Regions from separate parts of the Mus musculus genome. Here all the other regions are linked to region 4. The links are chromatin loops, found by intact Hi-C in ENCODE. Cell type or tissue: left cerebral cortex. All regions are shown on one strand. Region 1 overlaps Grm3 (glutamate receptor, metabotropic 3). Region 2 holds the start of Grm3 (glutamate receptor, metabotropic 3). Region 3 overlaps Grm3 (glutamate receptor, metabotropic 3). Region 4 overlaps Grm3 (glutamate receptor, metabotropic 3).

Region 1 (4,000 bases), 170 kb before region 4:
TGCTAAGATTTACATGATCAGACTAGCTTTCCTTTTTTTTTTTTTTTTTTTTCCCCAACTGAGCCAAGGTAGAAAATCCAGAGCAGCCAGGAGAGTCATCAAACATCTTTTGAGAGTTTTTGTTTGTTTTTTGTGTTTTTTTGTGTTTTTGTTTTTGTTTTCTGAGACAGGGTTTCTCTGTGTAGCCCTGGCTGTCCTGGAACTCACTCTGTAGACCAAGCTGGCCTCGAACTCAGAAATCTGCCTGCCTCTGCCTCCCAAGTGCTGAGATTAAAGGCATGTGCCACCACTGTCCGGCCTTTTGAGAGTTTTATGTATGACTTGATTTACCAAATTTCTCAAAGCATCTATGAGATGGGGAAGGCTTTGGCATACTCATTTGAATTGCAGTTATTGGCTAAATGATCATTAGTAGCTTTTGCAGCTCAAGTCTCTGTGATCATTTCTCTTATAGAACATTGTAAAGAGACTAAGCGCTGGAAAAGAGTAGTTATGAGTTGAATACAATGGCAATATTAAGCAGGAGGAAGAAGAGGCAGAAGCCTCTAGTCCTTGTAGGCTTACTTATGATCACTGCAGACAGTTCTCATCCTCTCTGAAGGAAGATGTGGAAGAGTTGCACTGAAATTCTCAGCTGCTGTGGACTTTTCAAAGGGAAGCATAGATTGACATCTATTTGAATTGGATGCACTTTGTTTATTTTGCCTGCAAGGAGATGGCTTAACTTTCTGAGAGCTCTAGGCTCCTCATGCATTCTCCAATGATCCATGTTTATAATATAATTCTGCCTGCGGTGGGGATGACCGTCAACTCACTGTGTGTTACCAATAACTTGTTGACTTGTCTGGCCAGGCTGTTACACAGTGTCATCATGAGACTTTTTGAATCTACAGTGTAAGGCATATGATACCATTATTTTTCTGGAGTTTCATTGTAGAGAAGGAATTTGTGCATTACATGGTATATTTAAGCTTATAGTTGCATTCAGATCTCAACAGTGCTGTGTGCTCTGCCCATTAGAATACTGTCAAAGACACAATCATTAGTAAACACAAATTTTTGTTCTCTTCTGCTGACTTTCTCTTGCTGCCACTCTAGAAATTTAGGCAATGTGTCTAGGAAACTGTTTAGTTAATCTCTTTATACTATTTACCTCACTTTGCAAAGTAGAAATGCTTTGTGATAAAGACGAGTGTCTATTAATGGAGCAACCCACACATTACCACAAAGACAGCTGACTTTCGGAGTAAAATTTGGACAGAAAGTCAGTCTGCACCTGGCTAGAGTTCCTCTAAGACCCAGATCTGGGCATCATTATTTACTCGAAGCCTCTTGGCTAATTGTAATGATAGTGACGTTTCTACATGTACATGATCACTCTGGGAAAGAGAACTATACACCCCCATAGGACCAAGTTTGCATACTTAATAGCTCTGTAAAACCATAGGGCACACTTCATTTCTCACCTCAATGCTGATGTATGCTGATTCTAAACCATTTGAGTGCTGTCTGTCTGACCTGTATAGCTCCCAAAGGGTTTTGCACTGTATAAACTCAAATATGTCTACTGTGTCTCCTTCAACATTATGTCCTTCCACTTACACCCCCAGTATGTTGTCTTGGTTTTTTATCTTTGGGAACCAGCTCTAAGAATCTCCTTTACTCCCAAGCAGAACAGAGTAAAGAGTGGCCTCTTTTCTTTGGAATTTCATTATATAAGGTGTTTGCTGAAGTGGGTGGGTGTAGGAGCAGCGTTGAAAAAATGAGTTTAAGATGTCAAGAGCTCTAAGTTATACTTCCCTTGGAAGGAGCAGTCCTTGCGTGGCCAGGTGACTCTGTTCTCAAAATGATTTCCATGGAGAGTTCTAGTGGGAGCCTAGGAAACAGCTGTATAAGCATGTGGCCACTGGTATCCCAGGTAATACCTGCACAGGTATGTGGCCAGTGGTATCATGGAGCAAAGCATGGGGATTGCTGCTGTCTGAATCCAGGGTCAGCGCCACTCTGAAGGTCATGAATTAAGCTCTCTCTGAGCTGCCTAATATGAGATGAAGCCAACAAGCATGCTTGCTGTTACTTTCTCAGAAACTGCCTCCTGGATTACCTCTGTTGAAAAGCTTATGTTTTCTGTTATAAGCCAGATTTTGTCTTTGTCCCAGATTATAGGAATCAGCATATCTGAGTGGAGTCAAGAAATCTCTACTTCAAATAGGTTATTTATATACAATCAATTGGGAGTCATTAACCCGTGGGTCTAATTAAAGAAGAGTTAAGTTCTATTTTTATTCTGACTTCCACTGTATATAATAAAATAGATACAAAAAAGAAGGATTTTTAGCCATAACAATATACAGAATATTTCTTGGGGGTGAGTTCCTTCAAATGCCTTTATTCATAACCCTACCTCCATGCTGACATCTGAGTTTGGCCATACTTTTCTGTGTTTATAGCAACTTTATATAAACAGATACTTTCTTGTTGATAATGACCTTAGCTTCTGAGAAGAGTCTGACCAAAGCTCCAAAGTGATGTGCTGTATCTGCCTTCCACTGTCTCAACAAAGAACAAAGGAGGAATTAATTTGGCTGTTCCTTGAAGCCACTCCAATCCCTGAAAGAGTTCAGCACTGGGGTCACTTAGGATTTGGAGAGTGTAGCATAATAAAAAGCATCCACAGATTTCTTGGGAGTTGGTTTAGTCCCTTTTAGTTGCTTTTTAAAATCTGGGCAGGTCGTGTCCTATCCTTGAATAGATACCGCACAGGCCATCATGTGTGGGTTCCCCAGCTGGCAGGTTTTGGCTGGTGCTTTCCCAGAGCATACTCTCTGAAAGCTCATGTGGGGAGTCTTCCCACCAGGGTGCTAAGCATAGGTGTGAGACTAAGATGCTGCCTCCAGATCAACTCAGTCTCCGCAGGAGCACCGCAGGAGGATGCCAAGAAAGGCATTATGAAGCAGATGAGCTGCCCACCCAAGGCCTGGCTGAATTCCCGAATCACAAAGCCAAAGGAGGTGACAAATTGTTGTTTAAAACCCTTTGGGCTATGAAACTTGTGTAGAAATAACTAAACATTAAAGACAGAAGTAGACAGCTCTGCTTCTTCTCTATTTGCTCTCAGCTATGTGAGGTGTATTTTTTATTAGATATTTTCTTCATTTACATTTCAAATGCTATCCCAAAAGTCCCCTATTCTCCCCCCCCCCCAACTCCCTTACCCACTCACTACCACTTCTTGGCCCTGGCTTTCCCCTGTACTGGGGCATATAAAGTTTGCAAGACCAAGGGGCCTCTCTTCCCAATGATGGCCGACTAGGACATCTTCTGCTACATATGCAGCTAGAGACACAAGCTCCAGGAGGTATTGATTAGTTCATATTGTTGTTCCTCCTATAGGGTTGCAGACCCCTTCAGCTCCTTGAGTCCTTTCTCTAGCTTCTCCATTGGAGGCCCTGTGTTCCATCTTATAGATGACTGTGAGCATCCACTTCTGTATTTGCTAGGCACTGGCATAGTCTCATATGAGACATCTATACCAGGGTCCCTTCAGCAAAATCTTTCTGGCATATGCAATAGTGTCTGCATTTGGTGGCTGATTATGGGATGGATCCCCAGGTGGGGCAGTCTCTGGATAGTCCATCCTTTCGTCTTAGCTCTAAATTTTGTCTCTGCAACTCCTTCCATGGATATTTTATTCCCTATTCTAGGGAGGAATGAAGTATCTACAAGTTGGTCTTCCTTCTTGATTTTGTTGTGTTTTGCAAGTTGTATCTTGGGTAGTCTAGGTTTCTGGGCTAATATCCACTTATCAGTGAGTGCATATCAAGTGACTTCTTTTGTGACTGGGTTAATGAGGTGTATTTCTTTTACTGATGGAGAAAATCCAAAATCAGCAATAGCATCACTAACAATCATCCAATGGAATAAATTATCAGTATAGCACTTATTGGAAAACAAGTGTTACATTTGTCTTTGGATGTCTGTAAAATATTGGTTACAGGAT
Region 2 (4,000 bases), 64 kb after region 4:
TTCTTTTTTGGCTCAAGTCAAAAAGAGCAAAGGGCAGCGAGTTAGGGCTAATTTCCAAGCACGTTTGCTGGTGGGTGAACCTCTGTCTGCCCCTGGCTGCGGAGCTTATCCTGGCAGCACCAGGGGGTCCTGCTGACCGCTATCCTCCTGCCTGACAACCTCCACACCCACATGCAGCTACCAGTGTGTGAGCCACACATCACAGGGTTCCTGTGCACAAAGCCTTATAAAACCCCCAAGCGCAAAGCTGGATGGAGGCGGTTGGAGAATGAGACCTGTCTCTCTAATTAGTCCCTCTACCTCTCCTTCTCTGGCTGCAGATCTATGCTCTGAAATTGGCCCCTTCTTGAAGGGACAGTAGCGCGCGCACACACAAACTCACTCTCTCACTCACACCCACATTGCTCCTATGACCCACGTTTTCCACCCCCTGGCAGATAGATATGTAGGGACTGGTCCGTGCTCTGCCTCAACTTTCCTCGCTTTGCCTGCCCCACGCGGCACCCGAGCTCCTGCGCCCTGGCTGGGCACCCTCCAGAGGGGCAGGTCCCCTTCTGGGCTGCTTACCTCGCACGGTCAACTCCTGGCAGGAACTGAAGCTGACCGCGGTGGTAGCGGCAGCGGTGAGCCTGCACCCAAGCTCTGGCTCATGGTTGGTCCTCTTCATCCGACACAAAAGAGGGAGCTTGCTGCCTTTGTCCTTTCTAAATCCAAGGGAGAACTTATTTTGCCCCTGAAATGGCCAACTTGTGCGCGAAGCTTCCTGTCACAGTGCCCCCTGCCCCCGCCCCCGCCCGGCTGCGCGCTGGACCACTGCCCGGTGGCCCAGCATCCAGGCCTCCGAGTCAAGGAGGAGTGGGAAAAGGGAGGGCTAGAGGAGAAGAGCAGGAGGAGGTTGGGAAGAAGGGGACCCAGTGGTCTTCAGCAGAAGGGAGGGGAGCTTTAGAGCCCAGGCGCCCTCCTCCTCTTTGCAGCCAAACCCACTTCCTGGGCTCACAAGCAACTTTCCTTCACCTTGGCCAGGCAGAAACAGTCGCATCTAACTGGGACTCAGGCAGAGAGGCACGGACCTTCTGACATCCTCTCCTCCTCATTCTTCTCCTTTCCTTTCTCCTCCTTTCCCTTCCCCCTTCTTCCCTCCGTTTATAGGGGTGTAGCTGCAGAGTCTTCAGTGAGCTACTGTACCTAGACCCAAAGGTTACAATACAGAAAGCCTGGCGGGGTTGAGAGCTTCTCTGCCCCAAGGTTTGCAGTCCTTAGGCAATGCATACAAAGGTTGGTGAATTTCGGAGCAGTGGCGTGAAGGGGCGTGGGGAGGTAGAGTGGGAGGTGGCTCCAACTTTGAAGCTCTGCTAAGGCTCACGGCACGCGGGTGGGCAGGGACCTACAGTCATTCCTAGTAAGAACTCTCCTGTGGTCCCTATGTAAAAGGCTGACTACTCTTGGAGGAGACGGCGAAAGAGGGAGCAGTGTGAGCGAGTGAACCCAGGAGGCCGATACGCAGCTTTGCCCCACACGCGGTTCAACTGCACATTGCGAACCCCTGGGGAGGCTTGTGCAGCACAATCTCTGGGTCAGCAGGGAGGGAGACGCTCCTGTTTCCTAGCAACGCTCATCAATCTTCTCGGGATAGCTCCCTCTGAAGGAATTCGATTGGATAGCCCCTTGAGAGAAGCCACGCCCCTTCAAGAATGCTGGGCTGCTGCTTTTTCGCATTCTCCCAAATTTCTTAGGTGGAAAAAGATTCTAGGGAAGTGCTTAGATAGTCTCTTCTTTCTTATCCTCCGGTGCAACCACACTGACCCCTTGGAGCTAACCTTTTCCAGTTTCACATTAATCTTTCTCTAGTCCTACTTTTTTGTTAAGAGGGTCTTCACAGAACCTTTTCTTTCTTTTTAAAATTAAATAAATAAATGCCTCAAATCGGTGACGTAGGCACAAAGAAAAAAAAAAAAGAAAAAAAAAGAAAAACAGCACACGGAAATAGCTTCAATAGACCGGGAGCTAGAGATAGCTTCCTAAAGGAAAAACCCCAGCTTATCATTCTGTGACTAGAAATGCGTTGTGCTCAGTTTCAAAACTGAAATTTCATTAATTTTTCCATCCTGGTGTAGTAACTTTATATTAACCCAGGACTGAGTTATACGAAGCTAGACTCAATGAAACAGAAGGCTTTAAATGCTAAATCCTTTAATATTTCATGCTAAGTTGTTTAGCAACTATTTTCTCTCATAGCTCAGCCAGAACACGTAAACTACAGAAATGCTTTACCGCTGGTGCTTTTAGAAGAATGTTGATATTTAAAGGACACACGTGCTTAGATAGCTCATTGTGCATGCCACTAAAATTTGGGATATATTAAAAAACAAAATGCTGGTGTACAGTGAAATGTTTGCAATGCCCATATTTTAACATTTTAATAGAATTGCCAGAAAGAAAGGAAAAGTAATTTCCCCTTTTTGTTTCATTATAATTAGTTAACATGCGCTATTCACCCACAAACCTACTAGAAACTCCTGAGACAACTTTTAACCATTTCTGCTCAATAGACTCATGACCATCAAGGATATAGGACATGAACAATGGAGACGATAAATATGTGCATATTGTTAGGAAACCATACTGGCCCTTTAGGAATGTTCCAGAAGTTATCACCATGCATTTGTAAGACATTATCATAATCAGTTGAAATTAAGAGTAGAAGAGATCCCATGCTTTCATCTCATTAAAAAAAGAAAAGTCTGTTGTGCTTGCAAAAAGGAAGTGCTGATGTCTGGGCTGACTTGCATCTCTGCAGCCTCTTTGTAGGCTGCATATCACACTGGGGCTTACAATGAACAGAGGTTGACATAGTGAGGCAAACTAGCAATCTGGTATCAATTTTGGTTCTATGGGACAGGTCCCCATCATTCTAAACCCAGGGGAAAAAAGGAAAAGAGAAGTGAAGATGAGACTGACATTTGTTGATCACATTATTTGAATTTCAATTCTTAGTTTTTCATCTTTCTTAACTGATTTGCTTCTAACACTGTACTTAAAAAATACTTCATCTGGGTTCTACAATCTATAAATCAGGAGAAATGTCTCCTTTCTCAGAATTATGTCAAAATTTGCTCTTTCTAATAGTCTATAAATACTAATTATTACTATTAGTCTCTGGTTTGCAGTTAACCAATGACATTAGGATTGGTTAGCATATAGAACACTTGATTGAAAACGAAATAGTCTTGAAATTTAATGCTTAACAATTTAAAAAGATGGCTGGCTACAATATAGCTCTGCCTTTCTGTTTATAAGTGAGTGTGTGCATTTTGAGAGTTAAAACCCCCCAGGGATAAAGCTGAACAATAACTCCTGACTAGAAGACATGGCGATTAAGAAGTACATTTTTATTTTCCCCCATTCTCCTCAAGTATTCTACTGGGCTTCATTTTAAATCAATTATTATCCACCCTTAAGTACTTCTGCTGAAGCATTTTCATATTTAGCATGTAAGCTATTCTCTCTAGGTTATATTCTTTACTAAGTTGTTTAAACTTTACTAATTTATGAGCATTTCTTTGGGTGATTAGTTATGTTTAAGAATTTATTCCTATGACTCTTGACAGTTAATGAGCTGCCTTCTTGTATATTTTTTATTTAAACATGGTACATTAAGTATGCCATCTTTACCAGCAATACCGAAAGTGGGTGACCTATGATTTTTAATTACAGACTTTCCTCTTGTCCTTTTCTGTTACTAGCATTTCTCCATGCCAAATCCCAACGAACTCAACAATTTTATTGTGATTTCTCTGGCCAGTCAGGGATGTATAGTTTTGATCATGTGTGGTGATAAGGTATCCAGTTCATACTGCACAATTCTAGTTTGTGTCTGTCAGTCAGTTGTATTTCTCATTGTCATATTGGTTCTCAAAATGATCAGGTTTGGTTTGTCAAATGGCTGTCTGATCCTCCTGACCACTTGCCTCAGCATTCATTCATTTGTTTCATCTGGTCT
Region 3 (4,000 bases), 92 kb before region 4:
TTAAGAGATTCTGATATGAATGATAATTTACTAGTAACCAATCCTCCCATACCCCACTGTGTCTGCTTGTTTCTATATGCATGGATATACATAGAGGATAAGAAATGTCGAATCTTCAGTGCTTCCTGTCATCATCCTAGTGGTAAGAGGTCACATCTATCAGACGGATGAGAAGGACGCTGACCCGACTCACTTCCATTACTTTTGCCCTTTAGGGAGAATAAAGGGTAGGAAATAAACAAAACTTCCCAATGGAATATGCGTGCCTATTTTCAAGGCTGCCATCAAATGTATGGGAATTTTGGAATAGAAGCCTCTGACTGTGGGTCCTCCCTCACCACACTCAGTAATGTGGCAGTGTTTGAGTTCTGGTTGACCACCTACAAAGGGTGTGGGAGAATTCCTGCTGCTCCAGATCATATGATTTAAGCATATAAACTTCCAGTTCTTGGGTGAAGAACTGAAATTGATTGTGCAGATCAGAATCATTGCTCGATGACATAGGGGACTTTCAACAGTGTAGGCATGTAAGTACCTTGGATCACTATAGTAAATGCTTACAACCTTATGATTTGGCTTTAAGTCCTGAGAGCCATAGACTGTCACTGAGCTGATACCACATGTGAGAATGCAAACCTAAAGTCTGTGTTTTTAATGTTAATAATGCAAAATTGAATTTAGAAATATTTATGCCATATTTGGAAGTAGGTTAAGAAGAGCAGAATTCATTTTGCAGGCACTTGCATAGTTACCTTTGACCAGAATTACTCCAGTCTTCAATTTGCTTCTATTAAGGATCACAGAGAAAGTTGTGTTTTATAATATAATTTGAGAGAACCCACAACTTCTAAAACCCCAAGGGAATATTTCTGTATAAACAGAATAAATAAACCACAGTGCTTGGGAGTCACCATGGTCTGGTTGCCTTTCCTATTCTGTCCCTAATTAGGCTCTGGGAAAAGTGACTTTTTCTCACCCACTGTGACAGTTATGAGATTCTTTTGCTCAGATCCCTCACAAGGAGAGCTTAGAATTCATGTCCCTTACACAGTTGCCAATTCCGCAGCAGAAGATTAAATGCCCCTATCATATGTGTCATATCCCGCAGCTATCAAAAAAGAGAGTCAGTGTAGCATGGCCCGTTCCCGGCGGCTGCCGCAGTGGGACCCATCAAGCGAGCCTAGGGGCCTTTCAGTTTCATGTAGCGTACTAGCCAACATATTCGTCAAAAATGAACAAGACTATCAAAGAGCTATCATTGCACTATGTCTTGGGATATTTAAGATTATGAGCCCTCCTTTTGTGTGGCTCTAAACTTCTAAAGCAAGGATGTCTCTTTAGGAGCAGAAACCTTTGGCTCCTGGTTGAGTCCACTTGTTCATATTACAGAAGACAAAGGCCCACTGCTTACCTGTGAAGTTGATTTTCAGCAAATAATCTTTGTACAACTTCTTTCCATCCAGGATCTTCATTGCATCACAGAGCTTGGTGGTGTTGGGACAGAGGGTGCGTTGCATTTTGTGCAGCGCATGCGCCATGGCATACACTGCATTCACCACAAACATGATCTTGGATTCTTGTTCATAGTTGCTGCTGTCAATGGCCAGGTGCTTGTCACAAATCTGTCTGTGGTTTCTCTTGTTCTGGAGGCTGCACTGGAACTTCTGCTCCCAGAAGTCTCGGAACCAGGGGTTACGATGATTGTTGTAGGGGTTGAGGCTCTGGAAGTAGCGATCAAACTGACGAACAGGGTGGGACGCCAGCTCCAGGGTGATGGCTCCATAGGCGACGTGCTCACTGCCCTTGACAATGCTCTCCTGTGCACCCCAGCCATCGCTGGCCACCCAGGTGAAGGAAGCATTCACGCGGCTGGCTGCAGCGATCAACTCTCGTGAGTCATCACTGCGCATGAACAGGACCACAACTCGCGCGTTAGGTTTCTGCAGGAGCTCACGGATCACGCTGTCGTAGGACTTGCGGATGTTGGAGCGCCCCACCTTTTCAGCAGTGGCGATGCAGATGTTGCGTAGCCTTGCTTCCTGCTCGAAGGCCTCAATCCCTGTCTCCCCATAGTCACCTTCAGAGGCAACAGTGGACACATAGGTCCAGTTAAAGTAGCGCAAGATCTCGGCCATGGCTTTGGCCTGGTAGAAGTCAGGGGGCACGGTCCTGGCAAAATAATCATAGCGCGATTTGTCGCTGAGTTTGGCACTGGTGGAGGCGTAGCTTATCTGAGGGATCTGGAAGAGCCTCAGCAGGTTTGCCACCTGAGTGGGGAGAAAAGAGAGTCACCATTTTAAAAACGTAGAAGCAAATGACTATGTGCAAGAAATCGTTACACCATTCACATCTGTTACCAGCTTCTTTTTCGTGTAGAGGTCGGCTTTTGAGCCTTTACCAGATGATTTCCTGGGTACCATGTTTAGATATAGGGAGCAAGCAGGTCCAAAGCAGGTAGTGTTTGTTTTTGAGAAGAGCATGATGAAAAATGGGAGGCCACCACGGCTGGACCTTCTTAAGTTCTGTGCTAGACTCTAGACTAATGAAATCTGCTCAGAGGCTCTGAACGTGGTCGTTTTAAGTTCCCTGGGTCCTGCTATAGCTCAGTAGACAATGAACTACAGTGAAGCGGCCAAATTCGGTTTTCAGACAACTTGGCTGTGGTTGTATAGAAAGAGCCTGGGTGTTTAATTCTCACTTCCCCCTCTTTCGCTAAAAATGGCAGTCTCTGAAAGAGTTTAATTTGGGAACTGAGTGCCACATGGACAATCCAAATTAGACATTTATTATCTAGGTTAAGCAAAAGAAAAAAATCTACTTAAATTCTATTGAGATCATTCAATTTTTTAGGTATATAATTTGATAAACTTCTGAAATTACAGTAACTTTTTCTTTGCTTTGTTTTTTCTTAAAATTTGTAAAAGGAGAGCATGCAGATATGCTCTTTTTATGGTATTTTTGATTAAAATTCAAATAAAGAAGTATTGATGACATTGTTAAGAATGACTGAGTACTCTGACGTATTTCAAGCCTATGCTGAATAAAAAATTTTGATTTTTTTTATAAGTTAACTACAAACATTTCACTATTTTTTATTATAGGACAAAAGAGGAAGTGGTCCTAGTTTATCAAGAAGTATTGCATGAAATATTTTGAAAATATATTTTGTTACACATATCAAGATAGATTACATTCATATCTAGTAAGAAATTCGCTTTTAGCCAGGTGATCTAAGATGCCTTTAATCTCAGCACTTGGGAGGTAGAGGCAGGCATATGTCTCAGTTTGGGGCCAGCCTGGTCTACAGAATGAGTTCCAGGACAGCCAGGGTCACATACAGAGAAACCCTGTCTTGAGAATAAATAAATATAAATAAATAAACACAAATAAAATTTGTTTTTATTCTTCTTGCTTTGAAAAGTTCTGCCTTTACTGACATTAAATTACATAATCCTGTGTCAACTTTAATAAAACAAGTTGACTATTTCAGAAAACTATATGTTGGAGAAAGCTTAGGTACTTTGAAAATTTTTTTCTTTTGGCAATTGAAGTTTTGTGTTTACATAAAACATACAGAGAGAACAGCTTGAAACAGGTTGTTCTGAGCACAATGCAAGCAACATGAAGCAATGAATAGCTGACTCCCGGTTAATCCTCATTTCACGTAGCAAAGGAAACCAACAGCCTAGCTCATATACATCTACACAGCATGGTATTGGAGATCTGGCCTGGTATAAAAAACAACCCTGATATAGTCAGGGCTATCAAACATAGTTTCCACTTCGAGTAATTCTTACTTAACTTCTATAGGACAGCTGGAAAAATCTGACACATGGCACACCAAATAGTGAAAAATTAGAACCTCGAGAGAAGGCAAACGGTTGGATGAATAGGTAGAACGCAGTTCTTCTCTGCTAAGGACTGGAAACTTCCGTGCAGAATGGCTTGCACACACTGGCTGATCAGAGCACGGAAATACTTTTTCTTTACTCAGGGTAAG
Region 4 (4,000 bases):
CTTTCATCATCTGTTACCAGGATGTGGTTAGAGCAGCCTTACACCTTTGTAGAGAAGATACAACATGCTAAGGCAGGAAAAGCCAATAACAGGTGCTGTACTGGCTAGTTTTGTGTCAACTTGACACAGCTGGAGTTATCACAGAGAAAGGAGCTTCAGTTGAGGAAATGCCTCCAACTGTAAGACATTTTCTCAATTAGTGATCAAGGAGGAAAGGCCCCTTGTGGGTGGGACCATCTCTGGGCTGGTAGTCTTGGTTCTATAAGAGAGCAGGCTGAGCAAGAAAGAAAATAATCATTTAAACTTAAATTTTTAAAATTTTAGGATACTGTGAAATACTGATTCCATTTCTTAAAAGCAAGTTACGCTATAATGTTGGTTCTTCAGAAAAATTATCTTTATTTTTTGTCTTTGCCATTAAAGCCAACAAGGGAAAAGGTTGTGTTCTCAAAGTGAGCTACAGAGATTTTAGCTTTCATGTGCTCTCCATATCTCCACCTTGTTTTAGGATATCTATTCCTTTCAGTTACAGACATTTGTGGCAAAACTCAGATGTGCCATCACTTTTGTATGTGCATCCCTGCATCTTCAGAAATATTGACCCTTTCATGTACTAATAAGACATCATTTTAAGATCCCACTTGAACCTTTGAGAAAAATTGGGAATTAGGCTGTCGGCTGTGACTTGCTTTGAGAGAATCTGAGGTGTCTGTTGGAGACAGACAGGGGAGCTGGTTCTGTTTGGTTCACCAGTGGGGCATCCCTTTTGGATGGTGATAGGATAGATTATTTGTTTGTTTGTTATTGTCTTGTTTTTATCTGAGGCTGAGGGCATGTTGAAATTAATGGGGCATACAAAGCTGGTAATAGGAAGACTGGGCAGGTAGGTCAGAGAATAAAATTCATCAGGCTGAGGCTCAGAAGCAGCTTTTGTGATCATCCAAGATCTAATGAGTTAGAAGGATGGCTTTCAGAGGGCTGAGACAGGAGGATTATGGAGTTGAATCTACCTTGGGCTATGCAGCAAGCTCACAGCAAGCAGGATGATATAATGAGATTTTTGTTCCTAAATAAATAAATCACAAAAGCAAACAAAAACAATAACAATATGCTTTAAAAACGAAGATGGGATACATTTGACTGGGGAAGCTGGCTACTGAATTGCATCAGGGTAGAGCTAGGAAGTCACTGGACTGTAACAAGGCAGAGGTTAGAGTAACTGGAAAACTGTAGGACATACAGTATAGATGGGATACAAACTTATGAATTGTGAATGTAGCACCTAGCTCAACTGGACTTGAACTACAGTACTGGGAAATCTGAGATTGGGGCTACTCTGACTGTAAATGAAAGGTGAGAATTTGTTTGATAGAGGTTATGACTGAGATGTCAAACTCAAGTTACTGCCATACATTTTTTAAGATTAAAAAAAATGAAGGAATGGTTTTCTTGTGTGTGTGTGTGTGTGTGTGTGTGTGTGTGTGTGTGTGTGTATGTACCACTTAGCTATTTGTCAAGGTATTCCATTGCCTTTTTGCATCCATGGAGATACGTTAATCTATGTCTTTCTACTCTAAAGGTATTCTCCGGCTCCACCGTGTCCAGCCTCCGTTAAGTTCTGCTCAAGAGACCTCCCTAACGATGCATATTGAGGAGCTGAGTCCTTATTATTTTGAAACAAACTGCTTCTGAGTAATTCTTCAGTTCTGTTCTATTAGTGGACTCGGTAGGCTCTTGCATATCACTAAGGGGAAATGTGTTTAAGTCCCGCTCGGGTCGGATTAGTTGATGTGGGATCCCTCTGATCCCCTGCCAGATGTCTATTCCCAGCTGGCGAAGATGCCCGCCTTCTTTTCAGTGCTTGCTGCTAATGCAGAACTTCCTGCCAGCAGGAGCTGGTTCCTTCAGCAATGAGGGCAGCATGCCCTCAATCAGCATTTAGATTCTTGTGTGAAGATATTCATGGGTGAAACTCCCCACTGCTCTTCATCTGCCTTCTGTTTTTGGAATTTCCCAGACATATCCTGAACTGTTAGGGTTTTGTGTGTGGTCACTGTAGGGTGAGGGTGGGATTGCTGACACAAATCAGAGAGACCGCTGAGCATAGATCCTGAACGCTTATAGACCTTGTTCCCATAGATTGTTCAAGTGTCAAGAAGGGGCTTACAGTGCTTGGCATGTGGCCCAGAAGATTGAATTAGAAAATGGCCCATGGGATGAGTGTTTTCCCTCCTGGAAAAGCACACAGTGCCGTGCTAGGAAGTGTGAGCTCCTGAGCCAGACAGCCTGAGTGAATTGTAATCTCAGCCACCACATTGGTTAGGGTAAGGGATAGAGCCTCCTGGATGCAGTAGGCTAATTACACCTTCTCTATGCATTTTGTATTCCTTGCTTTTAATGTAAGGATAATGACAGCAACTTTTTCACAGGGTTCTTGTGCAAATTAACAATGCTCAAAACAATGTTTGGCACTTGCTAAACATACAATTTCCTTCTTCTCTTCTTTTCTTCCCTAGCCTCCCACCCTTTATCTTTCTTCCTTCTTCTGTAACCCAAGTCTTTTTATTCTAGTCTTCTACTGCTAAGCTTTATCACCACCTCTATATAATTCATTAATAAGTAAACTAGTTGCATATAATCTAGGCTCAGTAAAATGAAAACACTTATTATTAGAGGTACTTAAGAGTCCTGTTTGAATTTTCAACCACTTACTAGCAGCTTACCATGATCCAAATACTATACTAATCACAGTAAACAAATATGTAATTTTTCCATTGTAGACATAGCTCCAAACTGGTTTACTTTGCTCCTTTGCTTTCCATAGCACCCTTGATTGATGATTGAGTACATATGTGCCATGAAAACCATCATCCACATATCTTATGAAGCAAGATGATGCTATATAATTTGATCAAGGTTCCATAGCCAAGAGCAGGACCAGAGTTTGAAATCAGAGAACGGTTTCAATGTTTGTGCTCTCATTTATAATAAACATTGCCTCTCATGATACTCTCCTTAATTCATCACTGTGATATTATGAGAAGATAATTATTGTTATGCTTATTATATAGATGATTGAACTAAACTTTTAGAGAAGTTACACACATTGCCTGTGGCATCACTGCAAAAGAAGCAGTAGATAGTTTCATTTAAACCAATCTTCTAAAAATGTGAAATAAAATGAAGATAAATTGGGGCAATCTGATATGTGAATATAGCGAAGGTGGAAGTGGGCAGGGAGAGAGACAACATATCTGTTATGAGGGATATTATGGAATACTCAAGATATAGAGTAGGTGGGGATGCTTGCGGATTTTCCAGAGAAGTATGTTTATAAAACCTTATCAAGAAATATTCTGTTTTTAGTCTTGCTATAGCACTAATTCTGTCTTCTAGGGAAGTACATTTCCTCAAAGAAGACTTAAAAAAGCAACAGAGATATGTTCGAAGTTAGAATCAGTGAAAAAAATTCTGAGTGCAAAATTGTATAACAACTTCTAAGTAAAAATATTCAGCCATATGGACAAGTCTTTAGAAGGAAATACAAAGCATGAAGCTACTTGCTTTGTTAGCAGAGCAACCTTGTGAATTATAAAACTATTTCCTTTTAATAATACTGATATCTGAAAGTTAAAGAATATAATTATTAAAGTCAACCCATGTGTTAATTGGCTTATGATCAAGATCATGGGTCTAGTGTACTTGTGTGACCTCTAATTAATCTGCCATTTAACTATAGAGTACATTGTCAGTAGTTCATACATGGCCAGGTGAGGCATGCACTTCCTCAGCACTATCTTCCTATGTGTCCCTTCTACTTCATTCATGACCTTTCTTTTTGCTCATCTGCAAACTGATACTGCATATAGAGTCTTTCCTTTTTGGCCTATACCAGATAGTGCTCATCTTTTCCCTGAGTCTTCCTTGTGAATTAAACCCCAAAGAGTGCCTTCACTTTCAATAATAAAAGAATATCACACAATATTTGGATAGTAGAATT

Evidence for each region. Hi-C counts contacts between places; a loop is a spot of excess contacts. Peaks named below come from ENCODE experiments on the same cell type or tissue, not always from the same donor. Only the 100,000 strongest peaks of a DNase experiment are listed, where the experiment ranks them.
Region 1: a loop joins it to region 4, with 5 times the contacts of the local background. A loop is called at or near these places in 2 of 42 quality-filtered maps.
Region 2: a loop joins it to region 4, with 4 times the contacts of the local background. A loop is called at or near these places in 2 of 42 quality-filtered maps.
Region 3: it touches region 4 in a loop (4-fold over the local background); 4 of 42 quality-filtered maps call a loop at or near these places.

Annotation. Positions count from the first base shown.
Region 1 is chr5:9,492,804-9,496,803 of GRCm38, forward strand. The region is part of intron 5 of Grm3 (glutamate receptor, metabotropic 3); the gene reads right to left. Among named protein-coding and RNA genes, the nearest start is that of Mir879, 120 kb to the left of the region's middle. In left cerebral cortex, no CTCF peak of the experiment used is centred here; DNase peaks (open chromatin) are centred at 1,715 and 2,882; H3K27ac peaks cover 1,581 bases.
Region 2 is chr5:9,724,563-9,728,562 of GRCm38, forward strand. It overlaps Grm3 (glutamate receptor, metabotropic 3), which reads right to left and starts at 790. Exons shown (of 6, transcript NM_181850.2): 1 at 568-790. In left cerebral cortex, a CTCF peak has its summit at 1,628; DNase peaks (open chromatin) are centred at 339 and 1,596; H3K4me3 peaks cover 2,356 bases; H3K27ac peaks cover 2,335 bases.
Region 3 is chr5:9,568,508-9,572,507 of GRCm38, forward strand. It overlaps Grm3 (glutamate receptor, metabotropic 3), which reads right to left. Exons shown (of 6, transcript NM_181850.2): 3 at 1,412-2,267. Among named protein-coding and RNA genes, the nearest start is that of Grm3, 150 kb to the right of the region's middle. In left cerebral cortex, no CTCF peak of the experiment used is centred here; DNase peaks (open chromatin) are centred at 2,181 and 2,666; H3K27ac peaks cover 3,332 bases.
Region 4 is chr5:9,660,228-9,664,227 of GRCm38, forward strand. The region is part of intron 1 of Grm3 (glutamate receptor, metabotropic 3); the gene reads right to left. Among named protein-coding and RNA genes, the nearest start is that of Grm3, 63 kb to the right of the region's middle. In left cerebral cortex, no CTCF peak of the experiment used is centred here; DNase peaks (open chromatin) are centred at 1,856, 2,191 and 3,307; H3K27ac peaks cover 2,453 bases.